Regions from separate parts of the Homo sapiens genome. Here region 1 is linked to region 2. Evidence: chromatin loops called from intact Hi-C (ENCODE). Cell type or tissue: IMR-90. All regions are shown on one strand.

Evidence for each region. Hi-C counts contacts between places; a loop is a spot of excess contacts. Peaks named below come from ENCODE experiments on the same cell type or tissue, not always from the same donor. Only the 100,000 strongest peaks of a DNase experiment are listed, where the experiment ranks them.
Region 1: it touches region 2 in a loop (2.2-fold over the local background); 6 of 110 quality-filtered maps call a loop at or near these places.

The regions. Positions count from the first base shown.
Region 1 is chr4:158,993,842-159,001,841 of GRCh38, reverse strand. All of the region lies in intron 1 of SPMIP2 (sperm microtubule inner protein 2), which reads left to right. Among named protein-coding and RNA genes, the nearest start is that of SPMIP2, 37 kb to the left of the region's middle. RefSeq lists an enhancer at 4,384-5,583. In IMR-90, no CTCF peak of the experiment used is centred here; a DNase peak (open chromatin) is centred at 4,941.
Region 2 is chr4:158,870,269-158,878,268 of GRCh38, reverse strand. It overlaps FNIP2 (folliculin interacting protein 2), which reads right to left. Exons shown (of 17, transcript NM_020840.3): 14 at 7,800-7,956. Among named protein-coding and RNA genes, the nearest start is that of FNIP2, 110 kb to the right of the region's middle. In IMR-90, no CTCF peak of the experiment used is centred here; a DNase peak (open chromatin) is centred at 4,198; H3K27ac peaks cover 175 bases.

The DNA of each region.
Region 1 (8,000 bases), 120 kb before region 2:
GTAAATTAGTGTATCATAAAGACACGTGCACACAAATGTTCATTGCAGCACTACTCACAATAGCAAAGACATTGAATCAAACTAAATGCCCATTAATGATAGATTGAATAAAGAAAACATGGTACATATACGACATGGAATACTATGCAGCCATAAGAAAGAGTGAGATCCTGTCTTTTGTGGGAACATGGATAGAACTGGAGGCCATTAGCCTTAGCAAACTAATGCAGGAATAGAAAACCAAATACTGCATGTTCTCACTTATAAGTGGGAGCTAAATGATGAGAACTCACAGACACAAAGAAGAGAACAATAGCCTACTTGAGGGTAGAGGATGGGAGGAGGGAGAGGAGCAGAAAAAGTAACTATTGGGTACTAGGCTTAGTACCTGGGTGACAATCTGTACAACAAACCCCCATGACATGAGTTTACCTATATAACAAACTTGCACATGTACCCCCAAACCTAAAATAAAAGTTTTTTAAAAAGCTCAACTCTCTCAATAAGAAGACGAGGCAATTAAGAAATGGGCAAAAGATTTGAACACTTTACTAAAGAAAATATATGGATAGCAAATAAGCAAAAGGTCCTCTACATGATTAGTCATTAGAGATTGCAAATTAAAACTGCAATGAGGTATCACTACATACCTATTAGAATGCACCAATTAAGAAGACCAAGTGTTGGCAAAGATGTGGAGAAAATAGAACTCTCATATACTGCTAGTGGGAATGCAAAAATGACACAACTACTGTTGAAGCAATTTGGAAGTTCCTTTACAAATTAATACATCTACCATATGATCCAGCCATTCCACTTCTAGTTATTTACCCAAGATAAATGAAAACAAATGTCCATAAAAAGATTAATACACAAATGTTCATAGCAGCTTTATACAGCCCCAAATTGAAAAGAACCCCAAAGTCCATCAATAGGTAAATGTTACATATCTGTACAATAGAATATTACTCAGCAATAAAAAGGAATAAACTATTGCTACATGTTACAATTTGGATGATCTCAAAATAATTATGCTTAGTGTAGGGAGCCAGACAAGCCAGGCACCGGTGGCTCACACCTGTAATCCCAGCACTTTGGGTTGGGTGGATCACTTGAGGTCAGGAGTTTGAGACCAGCTTGGCCAATATGGTGAGGCCCCATCTCTACTAAAAATACAAAAACTAGCCGGGCGTGGTGGCGTGTGCCTGTAATCTCAGATACTAGGGAGGCTGAGGCAGGAGAATACTTGAATCCAGGAGGCAGAGGTTGCAGTGAGCGGAGATTGCACCAGTGCACTCCAGCCTGGGCAACAGAGCAAGACTCCCTCTCAAAAAAAAAAAAAAAAAAGAAGAAGAAGAAGCCAGACAAAAGAGAGTGCATACTGTATGATTCGATGCCATTTAGATCAAATTCTGGGAACCGCAAACTAATCTATAGTAACAGAAAGCAGAAAAGTGATTGCCTGGGTATGGGAAAAATGACAGATAAGTTCTTGATCTTAACTACAGTGAGAATCCATGGATAGAGCTGTTTGATTTCGCAAATAAAAACATAGAGTGGCCAGTTAAATTTGAATTTCAGATGAATAAATTTTTTTAGTATGAATATGTACCATGCAAATGTTTGGGACATACTTATACTAAAAATGTTTCATTGTTTATCTGAAATCCGAATTTAACTGGGCATTCTGTACTTTAAATCTGACAACCCTGTTCATGTGTGTACATATATGTAAAAATGTACAGATGTATGCTTCAAATATGTGCAATTTATTGTATGTCAATTACATCTCAATAAAGCTGGTTTAAAAAAAAAAGAAAGAAATTGAAGTTAACCAAGGAAGATGAAATGACTTTCCCAAGTTCTCTATGCCAGTGGCAGCAAGGTCAAAACCAAAATCTTAATTGCCATTTTTCCCTGTTCAAGTGCTCTTTCTATTATACCAAGTAGGTTCTTAAAAAAAAATGTTTATTTACAGAGATGGGAAAATAAATCCTTAAAGTAAGAATATTCAGATAAAGAAATTTAATTTGTAAATCTTTACTGTCATGTGGCTTTACCCACCTAATATTTCACCTGTTTATAAATCCATTTTACAAGCTAAGTGCTGCAGCATAGTGAAATCCATTTCTGGAATGAATAAGGAGTCACTTTATTTCAGTCTTCTTAATGATCAGGAAGCACAGCCAGTTCCCTGGGTGTCTTAAGTAGAGAAGGGCAAAGGTTTTACAAAGAGATACCAAAAAATGTAAAGATTCTGTTGATTACAGCTTACTTGCTTTACACCATTAAATATTTCTCAATAATCCAGATAGCAGGTTTACATGTTTTTCTTACAGCATACTTTGAGCTATTTTCCCTTTATTATATATTTACAAGGTTGAGAAATACCACTTACTGGTCTAAATTACCCTGGCCTAAATTGAAGTCACTTACTGCCATCTAGAAATAGACAAGCCCTTCCTAATGTACTGTTTATCTAGGGAATTGCCACATTTCATCCAGGCTAAAAGTGTCATTTTCATAAATTACATTTAACTTGTCTATAATTGTGATACTCTTTGCTATCAATGCCTACATTTAAAGTGGTAAATTTCTTTTCTCTTTTTGAAGCAAAACTACTATTAAGTCAATGGGTTTTTTTGGGTTTTTTTTTGTTGTTTTTTTTTTTGAGGCAGGGTCTCACTCTGTCTCCCAGCTAGAGTGCAGTGGCACGATCTTGGCTCACTGCAGCCTCAACCTCCTGACCTCCTGGGCTCAAGCAATCCTCCAGCCTCAACCTCTCAAGTAGCTGGGACCACAGGTGTGTGCCACCATGCCCAGTTAATTAAAAAAAATTTTTTTTGTAGAGACAGGGGCTCACTATGTTTCTCAGGCTGGTCTTGAACTCCTGGACTCAAGTGATCCTCCTGTCTTGGCCTTCCAAAGTAGTCATGAGCCACCACGCCTGGCCTCAATGGTACATACGTTTTACAAGCCATATTGTTATAGAGTGGAGGATTGAGAGCACTATTTCCACCCAGTCCAGTGTCGGTTGTGCTCTGTGGATTACATCATAATTACCATCATTACTCAGAGCAATAAAAGAGCTATGCATACCTCTCAGCTCTTTCCAGTGTGGGTAAAACCGGCGCGATTCTTACCTAATGTTATTTCCAATCTATCTGTATAATTTAGTGTCTTCCCCACTTTTCTATTTTTTATTGTGCTGGCAAATCTGTTTTATATTCACATCTTCTCACTGGTCATTTATACAACTCTAATAATAAGAAAACCAATTAACACAAAGGCAGAAATGATATGGGGCCAAATTGACACTGGCAATGTAGAGTCAAGCAAGACTCTCCACTGGGACCTGTTATTGTACAAATAAAAAGTACGTTCTTTTATGAATCTACAAAATAGTCCACTTAAATGAAATACTTATTTTTGCAGTTATGTAATCAATTAATTAAGTCTAATAAATAGAGAAGCTTCATTCATATCTAAAATATGCAAGAAGGAGATGTAAGATAAAAGACAAATATGAAAACTGCTGTAGAACAGGATTTAGTAAACCATGGCTCATGTGCCAAATCTGGCTTGCCACCTTTTTTTATACAGCTAAAAGTGGGCTTTCACTTTGTAAGTGGTTGAAAAAAGTTAAAAGAAAAATATTTACCAACCCATAAAAACTATATAAAATTCTAATTTCAGTGCCCATAAATTCTGTTTTATTAGAACACAGCCACACTTACTGGTTTACGTATTGTCCACTGCAGTGACAGGGTTGAGGAGTTGTGATAGAGATTGTATGTATGACCTGCAAGCCTAAAACATTTACTATCTGACCTTTAAAAAAAAATGTGCTGACCTCTGCTCTAGATCAAAGAGTTTGATTATGGAGGCCAGGCACAGTGGCTCATGTCAGTAATCCCAGCACTTTGGGAGGCCGATGTGGGAGGATCACTTGAGGCCAGGGGTTTGACACCAGCCTGGGCAACATAGTAAGACCCTCATATCTACCAAAAAAATTTTAAAAATTAGCCGAGTGTGGAGGCCCATGCGTGTAATCACAGCTACTTAGGAGGCTGAGGTGGGGGAATTATTTGGGCCCAGGAGTTCAAGGCTGCAGTGAGTCAGGATTGTGCCACTGCACTCCAGCCAGGGCAACAGAGTGAGACCCTGTCTCTAAACAATAACAACAACAACTAAAGAGCTTGAATATGGAGGAATACCAATAATTGCCCTCTCCCTTGCCTTTTGTGAGGATAGTTTCTGAATGAGCCCCTGGCTTGCCTTCATTTCTTTGCATTGCTTTAGTATAAACCCATATCCTTGGCTGGGTCCGGTGGCTTACACCTGTAATCCCACCACTTTTGAGGTGGGCAGATCACCTGAGGTCAGGAGTTTGAGACCAGCCTGACCAACACAGTGAAACCCTGTCTCTATTAAAATTACAAAATTAGCTGGGTGTGGTGGCGCATGCCTGTAATCCCAGCTACTTCAGAGGCTGAGGCAGGAGAATCGCTGGAACCCAGGAGGCAGAGGTTGCAGTGAGCTAAGATTGTGCCATTGTACTCCAGCCTGGGCAACAAGAGCGAAGCTTCATCTCAAAAAAAAAAAAAAAAGCCATATTCACAAGTATGATAGTACGAACACCAAACTAATTATGATTTAGCTAGCAACAGAGACCAAAGAGGAGAAAAGAAGTAACTTCAAATAATTTCATGTGGTCTTAAAAGTAAATTGCACAGCAGCAGTAAAAAGTTGCATTGTAGCTGTGTGTTTGTGTGTGTGTGTTTTCTCTGAGGAATGTTTTCCTTTTTGCTTTGTAGCTGACTACCCAGAGGCCAGCACACTCTTCTCCCTTTCCAGAGAGCTTCCATTTTATTTGGGTGTCTACCCTGACCTCACATGACTCAGGATTAAATTCTGAATCATCCAAGCCAGTCATCGAAATTCCAGTTCCCTTGCCAGCTCTTGGTTTTAGGAAGAGACGAATGACTCAATCCTGGTGAATAAAATGAGAGAGGAATTTATCTGAGGTTTTCTAGGAAGGGCTTCCCTGCTGATTAAACATACACACACCCTCTTGAACATCATTGTATCTGCCTATGATAACTGAAACCGTGACAGCCTCCTTGGGACCTCAAGGGGAACTGGCCAGGGGTAAGGAGAGGATGCAGTGCACACAGATGGAAAAGCCTGTGATTCCGAAGACATCATTGAGCTACTGAAGAAAGCAACCCTGGATTCCTCCTGCCTCAGAAGATCTTATTATGGGACATAATTTTCCTTAATTGTTTAATCAATTTTGCAATGGATTTCCTATTACTTGCAGCACTCAAATGGATTTTTATTAGTTCTATATACACAAATCTTACTAATTTTTTTCATGAAATATCTAGAGACTATCTATGTGAATGGTGAGCATTTCTTATAATAAAACTGACTATACCATGCACATTTATGCTAGGAAAATTGCAAGCCAAAATAAAGAAAATGTAATTTATTTGTTATCTACTTAGATTTTCCTTTCAGGAGAGATGAATATGTGGATTCACCTGGTTGCAAAATTTTGTCAAGATGGGTCAGTTTTACTTTTCAACTAAAAGTCCAAGGATGTTTACAAAATTTTTGATTCTGCCTTCTTTCTCTACTTGACAGGAAAACTACAGAATTTTATATTTTTGATTACATCAGCAAATTTAATGAGCAAGCAGTCTTCTTTCAGCAAATATTACTATGCATTTGCTTGGTGCATTGCACTGTCCAGAATGCTAAAGAGGTTCCAAAGCAAACGAGACGTCGTGCGAGTCTCTAATAGGGACGAAAAACGGGTTAACTGTCAAGCAAAGAGACAAGACACATAGTCACGAAACGGCTAGGAAACCTCAGCACACAAATGAAACAGATCAAATTGTACTTTAAAGTTTCAGTGAATAATAATGTCTGCCATGAAGAACAGAAAATGTTTTCTCTTTTTTTTTTTTTTTTTTTTTTTGAGATGGAGTCTCACTCTGTTGCCAGGCTGGAGTGCGGTGGTGCAATCTCAGCTCACTGCAACCTCCGTCTCCCGGGTTCAAGCGATTCTCCTGCCTCAGCCTCCTGAGTAGCTGGGACTACAGGCACACGCCACCACGCCCAGCTAATTTTTGTATTTTTAGTAGAGACAGGGTTTCACTATGTTGGCCAGGATGGTCTTGATCTGTTGACCTTGTGATCCACCTGCCTCGGCCTCCCAAAGTGCTGGAATTACAGGCCTGAGCCACCATGTCCAGCTCAGAAAATATTTTCTAAAGGAGGTGAGCATGGTCTTTAGATTGTATGGGAGGCCAGAAAAACAGAGGCCATGTCATAATGACCTTTGTTCACACTGAGCCAGTATTGGGCATGTGGTAAGGTGCCAAATATATTATTTAAGCCATCAGTTAAGCTGTGCATAAGTGTCAGGTGAATTCTCTAATTCTTTGTGACTGAATTCCAATTTATAATTTGAGGCATAATTATATCAGTTACCTAGTTGACACAATAATCCCACGAGTTTATTATTGGAAGCAGTTTAATTAGTAACCACTGCCCCTGCTTTCAGGTTGTCCACAGGAAAGTTTGACTACAAAAAAACAAAAAGAATAATAACAAAGTCCAGGCACGGGACTCATGCCTGTAATCCCAGCACTTTGGGTGTCCAGAGTAGGAGGATCACTTGGGGCCAGGAATTCAAGATCAGTCTGGGCAACACAGCAAGACTTTGTCTTTATTAAAAAGAAAAATGAAAAAAATGAGAAAGTTTATCATTTAAGAATAGAACTAAGGTATGTAGCAAGGATGCTTTAGCCTGCTGTTTATTTGGCTCATTCAGAAATTTGACAAACCTAGCCTTTCAGTTCTTTCAGTGGTTAGGCCCATTGCATAATTGTACCAACTGAATTGAAATGCAGCATTTAAAAATTTTCCGGGCCATGAGTTCATTCTGTGGTAAATGTCAGAATTGGAGAGCCTTATTCACATTAGCAGTTGTAGTAATTAATCTCTAGCAGTATCTCCTTTTTTCTTCCCCCTATGTGCACATGTCAGACGTGCCCATTAGAGTTCATTTCATAGGTTCGAATCCCACCATCGCTCTCTGACCTTTACCTTGGCTTGATTCCCCTGACAAGCCCAGCTGTTCTGCACTGCACATCTTCAAGGGGCAAATTATGACTCTAGTGTCAACAGATTATCAAATATACCTATTGAAACACTCATTTCCAAGGTCTACTTGATTCCTTTTGATTTATTTATTTGGTGGGTTTCCATCTGGTCACTGAAATAGAGGATTGACCTCATGAGGCAATATTATAAAATGAAATAATGTAACTGTGAGCTCTCATCCTTCTACCTCTAAGTATTAAAAATAAATGTAGTGAAAAGCAATTCTTCCTCTGACCTTACACTTAAGTATCTTAACATAAATTCCAGAATAGGAGGGTTTTAAGGCAGTTCTGGAAATTAAGTTGCTAGTTGGAAATTTAAAGAAGTGCTTGCCTCTCACCCAATATGACTTTATATATCTTCAGTCTTTTAATGGAACTCTTTAATTCATGTATTCAATCAACAATTCACTTACTTATTCAACATCCATTTCTTCTGTGGATCTCCCACATTCAAAGCACAGTGCTGGCCATTAAGAATTAACAGAGATAAATAAGATACAACTCTTCTCCAAGAGCTTACAAATGAGGAAGATCCAGTAAATTTGATATAGAAAAGAAGAAGTGAAATTCAATGAAGCTACCATCTACATCGTGCTGAGTGTTTAATTTTGACTTGAAGGGATTAGATAGGTTCTCCATAGAAGGAAGCATTTACAATAAGCCTCATAGTGTTCGGTTTAACAATGAGAAAAGGTTAAGGAAGGTATTATGGTCAGATTAGGAAGACATTATTCTTCAATCCTGAGAAATCTGAATGGACACAAATTCCCAAGTGCTGGAGAAAATTATTTCATGTTATTTCATGTTTTTAAGGAAAGGAAG
Region 2 (8,000 bases):
AAGACCACAGTCTTTCATCCTCGGGTGAATCTGAGAACTCAGCACCCAATTCCTAGGACCTGTATCAAGACTGAAATCCTGGAGGACCAGCTCATGCTTACTGCTTTGGTTTAGATTTCCATTTATCTCTGGCACAAAAGGATTTCCATTTTTTTTCATGACAGGAATTATAACAATGGGGCAGCAGTGAGGATGGTGATATTTTATCCATCACTATATAGTTTTAGAGGGGAGGCATGCCATCCACACCAGTTTAGTACATGTTGCTGGAATCCTCCTACCTCAGATCTTTTTTTTGGCTGGTCGGTGGGTGAGGGGGGGTGGGGGAGGAGACGGGGTCTCACTCTTTCACCCAGGCTGGAGTGCAGTGGCTCCATCATAGCTTACTGCAGCTTCGACCTCCAGAGCTCAAATCATTCTCCCACCTCAGCCTCCTGAGTAGCTGGGACCCTGGGCACACAGCCATCACGCCCCTGCTAATTCTACTTCAGATTTTGACTACTGCTATAAACACAGTACCAAGCACATAAAAGATACCTGATAAGTATTTTTCAACTGATAAATCTCTCAGGTGTGACTCTCCCCACTCTAACCCAAAAGCATCTCTGCCCCATCAGGTGACACGAGTTATCTCGACCACCTGAAGTGCCACCACTGGAGATTTCTAGTGCATCAAACATATTTTTAACACATGAAAATACCAGAAGGGGTAACAATCACATATGGCCTTATCATAACTCTAAAAGCATTTGCTTATCAGAAATTTTTCTCTTGGAAACAGGTTTAATGTCAGTCACTAAAGGCTTAAGAGTTGTACTAAGGTAAACAAGAGGAAGAGGAAAATTAATCATTTTGGACCTTGGGACATTGCTAAGGGATCCTTGTAGGTATACATGAAGACAGTATGAAGACTTAGGGGTAGAGGGAAAGAAGAAAGGGTTCAAAGTGTGGCAAGATGGTCTGGAGGGGTTCCGGGAAAATGTCTGATCTTCTGTGTATCTGTGCCTGTGCTCACCTGATTAGGGCCCAAATTCAATCCGTGGCCTTGAAGATACCGTACATAACTTCTGGAATGGCTGCACTTTCAGGCTGGCCACTTGCTGAGTAAAATTCAGTCGGAAGTTGAGAAGAGGTGCTCAAGGTCAGAAAGGGTATCAGAATCAAGTTACATGATGAGATATGGAACTCCAAAATAAAATGAGAGAGGGTTGGTAGCTTTTTTGCAGAGAATGGCACAGATGTTCAAATATCTTGTAGGTAGTAAAACATTTTGGGAAAAACATCAAAATTAGACATGTGTCTAACTCTGACACGATGCAAGAGACATGAAGCCCAAGAGACCTATAATAAGCTTTTATTTTCCTTTAGGTAACGACAATGAACACACAGAGCTGCAGGCATGTCTAAACATCTTACTCTTCCCCTTTAAGTTTCTTTAAAGAAAGATCATCTCCCATCTCTCTTTACTTCAGAAGAAAGGGCCACACTAAAGTAATAGACACACATGACTCTAACCCCAGTTTTATGGGGAAGAGTCAACTAACGTTAGTGAGCACTTTCTATGTGCCAGGCACCAGGCAAGGTGCTGGGAATATAAGGAAAATAAAGTCCCTGCTTTCTGCTTCAAGGCACCTGAAGCCCTAGTAGAGGAACACATCTGGAACAGAACAGGGATATGGGGCCTGGAATGATTTTGAAGAAGAGGCAACATATGAAATGGGTCTTCAAAAATGTAAAAAAGTTTGTTCAATAGTGTCCTAGGCAAAGAAAGCATAATCTGATAGGCAGAGAGGTGTGAGGAAAGGTGGACTATTTAAAGAATGGCAAACAGTGTTACTGGGGCATAAGAGGAGATACAGGGGTATGTGTGTATATTTGAAGGACATAAAAGGGGCAATTCCAGCTATGGAGTTTACAGTTTAGTCTCTTAGAAAATAGGAAGCTATTCAAGCAAAAGAGTAAATGATTGTCTCATGCTTTAGAAAGTCCTCTTGCAGCACTGCACAAGGCGGTGGAAGTGGGTAAAGTGGACACAGGGATGCCATTTGGGAAGATCAAAAGGAACTTTAAAAAGACTAGTCACATTGAGAAGGCGAGAGAATCACAATGATTTCAGATTGGAGTTGGGGATACCCAGAGATCAGTATTTTTTTTAACCACAATCCATGATAAGAAATACATTTTAACATCATGACCTGGCATACATGCTTATATGACATAACCTGGCATGACATGCCATATGCATACAAGTGTGACATGTGTGCACATGTGTATAAATACACACACACATAATACAAAGGTTTCACTAATCAATAAGAAGCCTAATGTGTGATGATTTTAGTTCTATATCATTAAAAAAACTGGTAATCAAAACCCATTTATAGGTCAAAATATGTAGTTTTAAAAGTGCTCCATAGGCCAGTGGACATAGGTAGTGTTGTATTGAGGGCTGTGGCTATAGAAGACAGTGCTAGAGGCCTGAGGCACTGCCATGTTTATTATCCAAACATGGGGAAAAGAAAACAACGAGAGATGTTCCAAAATAGTGGATTTGTCCTACATAGATGTTTTCTTTGTATCCTATTGATTTTAAGGTTGTTGCTGACCTGAGGTATTTAATGTTATCTGTGTTACTTAAGTAATGATTTACCATTTGAAGGGACTTGCTGTTCTTTTATAGTCCTACAGGTTGATTGCACTGCATGGACTAATTAGGTATTCATGAGCATATATATATATATATATATATATATCACAGCCAGGCTTTTAGCAAAGCTCTTTATCTGTGCTACTGATTCCTGCATGATATTTCTGGAGTCAATCTGTTGCTACGCTTAAAATTAAATGGAAGAGGCTGCTGTATCCAATGGTTACTTCATCTTATAAATTATTCTGTAAAATGCTTGAAGCCCTGGAGCATAGTTGTTTTTTAAAAAACATCAAAACGTAGTGTTAATTTTGGTCTTGATGACCCTGCCCTGCAGAGTTAGAGCTGTCCAGTCTGCTCCTGGGCAAAGCAAAAGTGAATGCTTTTAGCACTCAATGAATGTGTGTACAGGTTCTGTTCAATCATTCCCAACAGTAGTCCCCTGGGATTGACAAGGCCATTGACTAGTTAGGAGAACTTTAAGTACATACGCATATAGCTTTCTTTTCTCTTTCTTTTCTTTTTTTTTTTTTTTGAGACAGTCTCGCTCTATTGCTCAGGCTGGAGTGCAGTGGCATGATCTCAGCGCACTGCAACCTCTCTGCCTCCCGAGTTCAAGCAATTCTCCTGCCTCAGCCTCCCAAGTAGCTGGGACTACAGGCACCCGCTGCCACACCTGGCAACTTTTTTTTTTTTTTGTATTTTAGTAGAGACGGGGTTTCACTGTGTTCCCCAGGCTGGTCGCAAACTCCTGAGCTCAGGCAATCAGCCCACCTCGGCCTCCCAAAGTGCTGGGATCACAGGCATGAGCCACCGTGCCTGGCCCATATATAGCTTTCTTATCTCTGACAGTAATTTTCATTTTTACGAAAATAATGGTTGTCATTCTGCTCTCCCATATTAAAAACATGATATATTGCTGTATCATTTACAAAGCACTTTTACATATATTATTATTATTATTTACTGAGATGAGGTCTTGCTCTGTTACCCAGGCTGGAGTGCAGTGGCAATGATCACAGCTCACTGAAGCATTGAACATTTGGCTTAAGCAAGCCTTCTGCCTCAGTCTCCTGAGTAGCTGGGACTACAGGCATGTGCCACCATGCCTAGCTATTTTTTTTTTTTTGCTAGAGATGGGATTTTGCTATATTGCCCAGGGTGATCTCAAAGGATCCTCCCAAAGCTCTGGCATTACAGGGGTGAGCTATCACATTTGGCCCACATTTATTGGGCACTTAACAATGTGCCTGGCAAAGTGCTAACCACTTGATATGCATTATCTCACAGAATCTTCAGACCAAACCTATGATGTAAGTACTGTTCACAGTATAGATAAGAAAATTAAAGAAACTTGCCCAAGGCCACAAAGCCACTAAGGGGTGAACCATGATTCAAACTTAGGTTTGTCTGTCTTCAGAAGTTAACTTCCTAACCACTGAATCATATTTCATCTGTTCCACTAAATACATTTTTCTGGGGCTTAGCAATGCCAGTTTATTTACCTAAGATTATCAACAAACGAGTGGTAATACCAGGACTCAAACTCAAGCCATCAACACTAAGTCAGTGAGATCTTCATCACCTTACACTGCCCCACAATAACCCCAACAGTAACCCTGTATACAGTCAGCTGTATTCACAGGCCAGACACAAGAGGAAAAAGGAGAGGGAAAAGGCTACTCAGGAGTCACAGGCATAGAATGCTGCTGGCGCATACGCCTGCTCTCTTTCCATTTAAAGTCAAAAGGAAAACAGAGGAAAGAATGCACAAGATGTGGCAAGAAAAAAACTGAAACCGTATTACTTTACACTAATTTAAGGCAGCTGTATAACCTATATATTAGGAGGCAGAGAGAGTTCAAATGACAGAAAAGAGGTAGTATATGGACTAAACAAGAATACGTGTTTAAATATTTAAAGAACTTCTGAATCTTGATATGTGAAAGTCAGTAATAAAAATGAAAATTGATGAAGTAGTTACTATATCTTTCTTTCATAAGAGACTAGGATAAGAAAAGTACAAAAAAATTCTTAACATTGGAAGCATTACAAAGCAATCTCTCAATGAGAGAAAAACTCCAAACTAGCAGTTATAAAAGTGTACATTTAGAGCCAGGTACAGTGGCCTGTGCCTATAATCCTGTCTACTTGGGAGAATGAGGCAGGATCACATGAGCCCAGTTCAAGTCCAGCCTGGGCAATACAGGAAGATCCCACCTCAAAAAAAACAAAAACAAAAACAAAAACAAAACAAAACAAAAAAAACCACCACATTTAATTTACATAAGACAGATTATTAAATCCAAATTGTGCACAGGTCTAGAAAAGAGATCAATAACTGGAATCAATTGCTTTTAAACAGTTAAAAATCCTTCTCTAAAAAGAATTATGAGTACCAAAGCCTGCTGAAATCTAGCATGAGCACTGAAATTAATGTTCAAAAAATAGGTTTGTTTTTTCTTTTTTTTTTTTTAACGCTATTTTATTTTTGAGATGAAGTCTTGCTATGTTGCCCAAGCTGGTCTTGAACTCCTGAGCTCACGTGATCTACCCACCTTGGCCTCTCAAAGTGCTGGGATTACAGGCGTGAGCCACTGTGCCCAACTTAAAAAACAGGTTTTGAAAGCAAGTTTGATAAAGCAATTTATTACAATTTTCTCTTCTTCAACAAGCTATTATTTCAGCTCTAACTCTGGTCATATACTTGTTTTTGGATCTCTGCTTCTTTTTCTGGCAACATATTCAAGAATTTAAATATTCACTAGGCTTTATGGAGCAGTAAATTCGGAATAATGTTTAAACAAATACTCCTAAAATATTTTTCAACAAATGTTTGTAAATGGATGTTGAAAGTAAGCCTGTTTTTTAAAAAAAAAAAAAAAAACACTACCATAGACCAGAGCGCCAGTTTAAACAGAACACTACTTCAAAAGCAAAATTCATTATGATGAATGTGTCAAGTGAAATTAGAAATCCACTAATGCTAATTGGATATATTCTGAATGTATTAAACTTCTGAAGATATTTTTATGAACCCTTTGGAATTTCCTATTAACACCCACGCATGGCTGCACTTTGGATGTACCCACAATTTGACACAATATAGGTTATTATGCTTAATAACTTTCGATCTCTCAGGGTGATTGCATAAAGAAATGAGAAAAGCTACAGTGTGAAAACACTCCTTCTAAAAGGAAGGGAAAATGAAATACGAAAAAGCTTGAAGAGTAATGACAGAGTAAACATGGTTGTGTTTTTTCAAATAAAAGAATTATAGAGCCAGAGGGTCACCATGAAAATCTAACACACAAAAATGAGAACTTGCCAGCCTATGGAAACATAAAATATTTCATGAATGGTTTTACAGATAAGTTCAAGGAGGGTTATCAATCAATAGATTGCATTTCCAGAGTGGTCAGTGAGTAAATCCAGGGCATTCAAACAAAGTCCCCAGCTGGTAAAACTGATGTCACTGAGGACAATCCCATTAGTTCCCCTGTAGTCTCTTGGTACCTCTGTCAGAAGCAGCTCACTGGGCTTCATGGAAGGAAGGTCCAATAACCAACACCAATATTGTTAGAAATCAAAATGATAGCAGAGCAGAAAAAAAAAAACAACTCACAGTTTGGCATGTGTGAATATAAACAATAGGAGCGGACAGAAAAGGTGCCTTAATGTTATAGGCAGTTACTAAACACACATAAATACAGCCTGTGAAATTGCCAAAGCATCAGACATCGTTTTGGACAACTTAGCATTATACAATGAGGGCATTTTTCTTACAGGGGTCATTGATGCATGGACTCATGAAATGATAAATGACTATATGGTGTTCATAACTATAAAGAGAAATTATGATATTAAATAATTATGATATTATAGGGACAAAAGCAACTTCATAGTTTCATCCCAGGAGTATCCTGGTGAGGGGTGGCATGTGACCACAAAGCAGGGGTGGGGTTAGGAACGTTTGGCCACACACGTGTACACTGGGCTGGCTTTCCCCAGCTTCTGATGGCCCTATCCTCATCTCTTAGCCCTCCCCATTGAGGGAGGTTATGTTGACATCTGCTTCACTACTGAGTTTTTTTCCCACTTCACATAAATATACTTAGCCTGTTTAGCCTGTGCCTGATGTTTGGTCTTCACAGAGGAGATGCTCAAGGCCAAAGATAACATGCAATGCCTTTTGTTCCACCTCAAAAAAAAAAATACTTGTTGGCCAAGGAGGTAGGTAACAGGCCAAATTCTGATTTTCTTAATGCGATGAGGACTTTCCCTATTGCACAAGATACAAAATGTTTCTAATACAAAATGTCTATTTTTGCACATCTGCCCAATAACAGCTCAGTTAAAAACAGGCCCATCAGATTGACAGTTTCCTTAACTGCTTAGTTCCTGTTGCCCTGCAGATAGCAGAAAAGCACTTAATAGCAGCCACGAGGCAATTTTTTCAGTGAGACTTATTAATCTTTATACAGTCATCCTCATGCAGCCATCAAAGTGAACTTAATGACAAATCAGTTAAAATAAATTACTTTTAGGAACTTGTTTAAGCATCAGATAAAAAACAAACCACATGTGACACCTCTTCGGTCCTCACCGTGACGGCATATAATTGTCACCATCTGTGCTGTTTATTCCATTTGCCCAGCCTATCTGCTAACCCACCACCCCCAGAGCAGCTCCTTGCCCTTCTGTGTTCTGTTCTGGGCCCCAGGAGGCTGACCTCTATGCACCACAAGGCTGTGTGTCTGCATCAGCTGTGCCCCTGCTCTCTGGCTTTCAGCCGGGCTCAGCCAATGAGAGGCACCAGAAAGAGACCAGAGAATGGGAGGAGGGATGGCAGGAAGTCACCCCCTCCTCACTGCTCCTGCAGCCAGGCCGCCCCTCGTCCTGGCTTAGGTTCTCCAGGGCTCTGATGTCACGCACCCTCCCCTTACTCTGTCAGGCCCAGGTGTGCTTTCTAGCTTCCAGCTGCTGCTAGGCCCCAGGTGCCTCACTAGCCCTAGCTGGTTCCCATAACCCTGCCCACATCTCCATAAACAACCCCTTAACTAGTCTCTCTTCAGTCTAAACACCTGTTGTCAGCCAAGACCTTGACTGACACACTGTCAGCAGCCAGAGGCTCCACACTGGGATCACTTACATGGACTGTGTGGACAAGGTCGGCCACCAGGCACTGCTTCAGCTTCTCATCACTGCCGGTCCCATGAAGCACAAGATCAGGCATGTATGTGGGGCAGTAGCCCGCCAGAAGTGAGCGGCCAAAGTTCCTTACATTCTGGGTGCTGATGCTCTGAGACCTAAAACAACATGTGGCCCATTAAAATGCACAGCTAAAAATGTA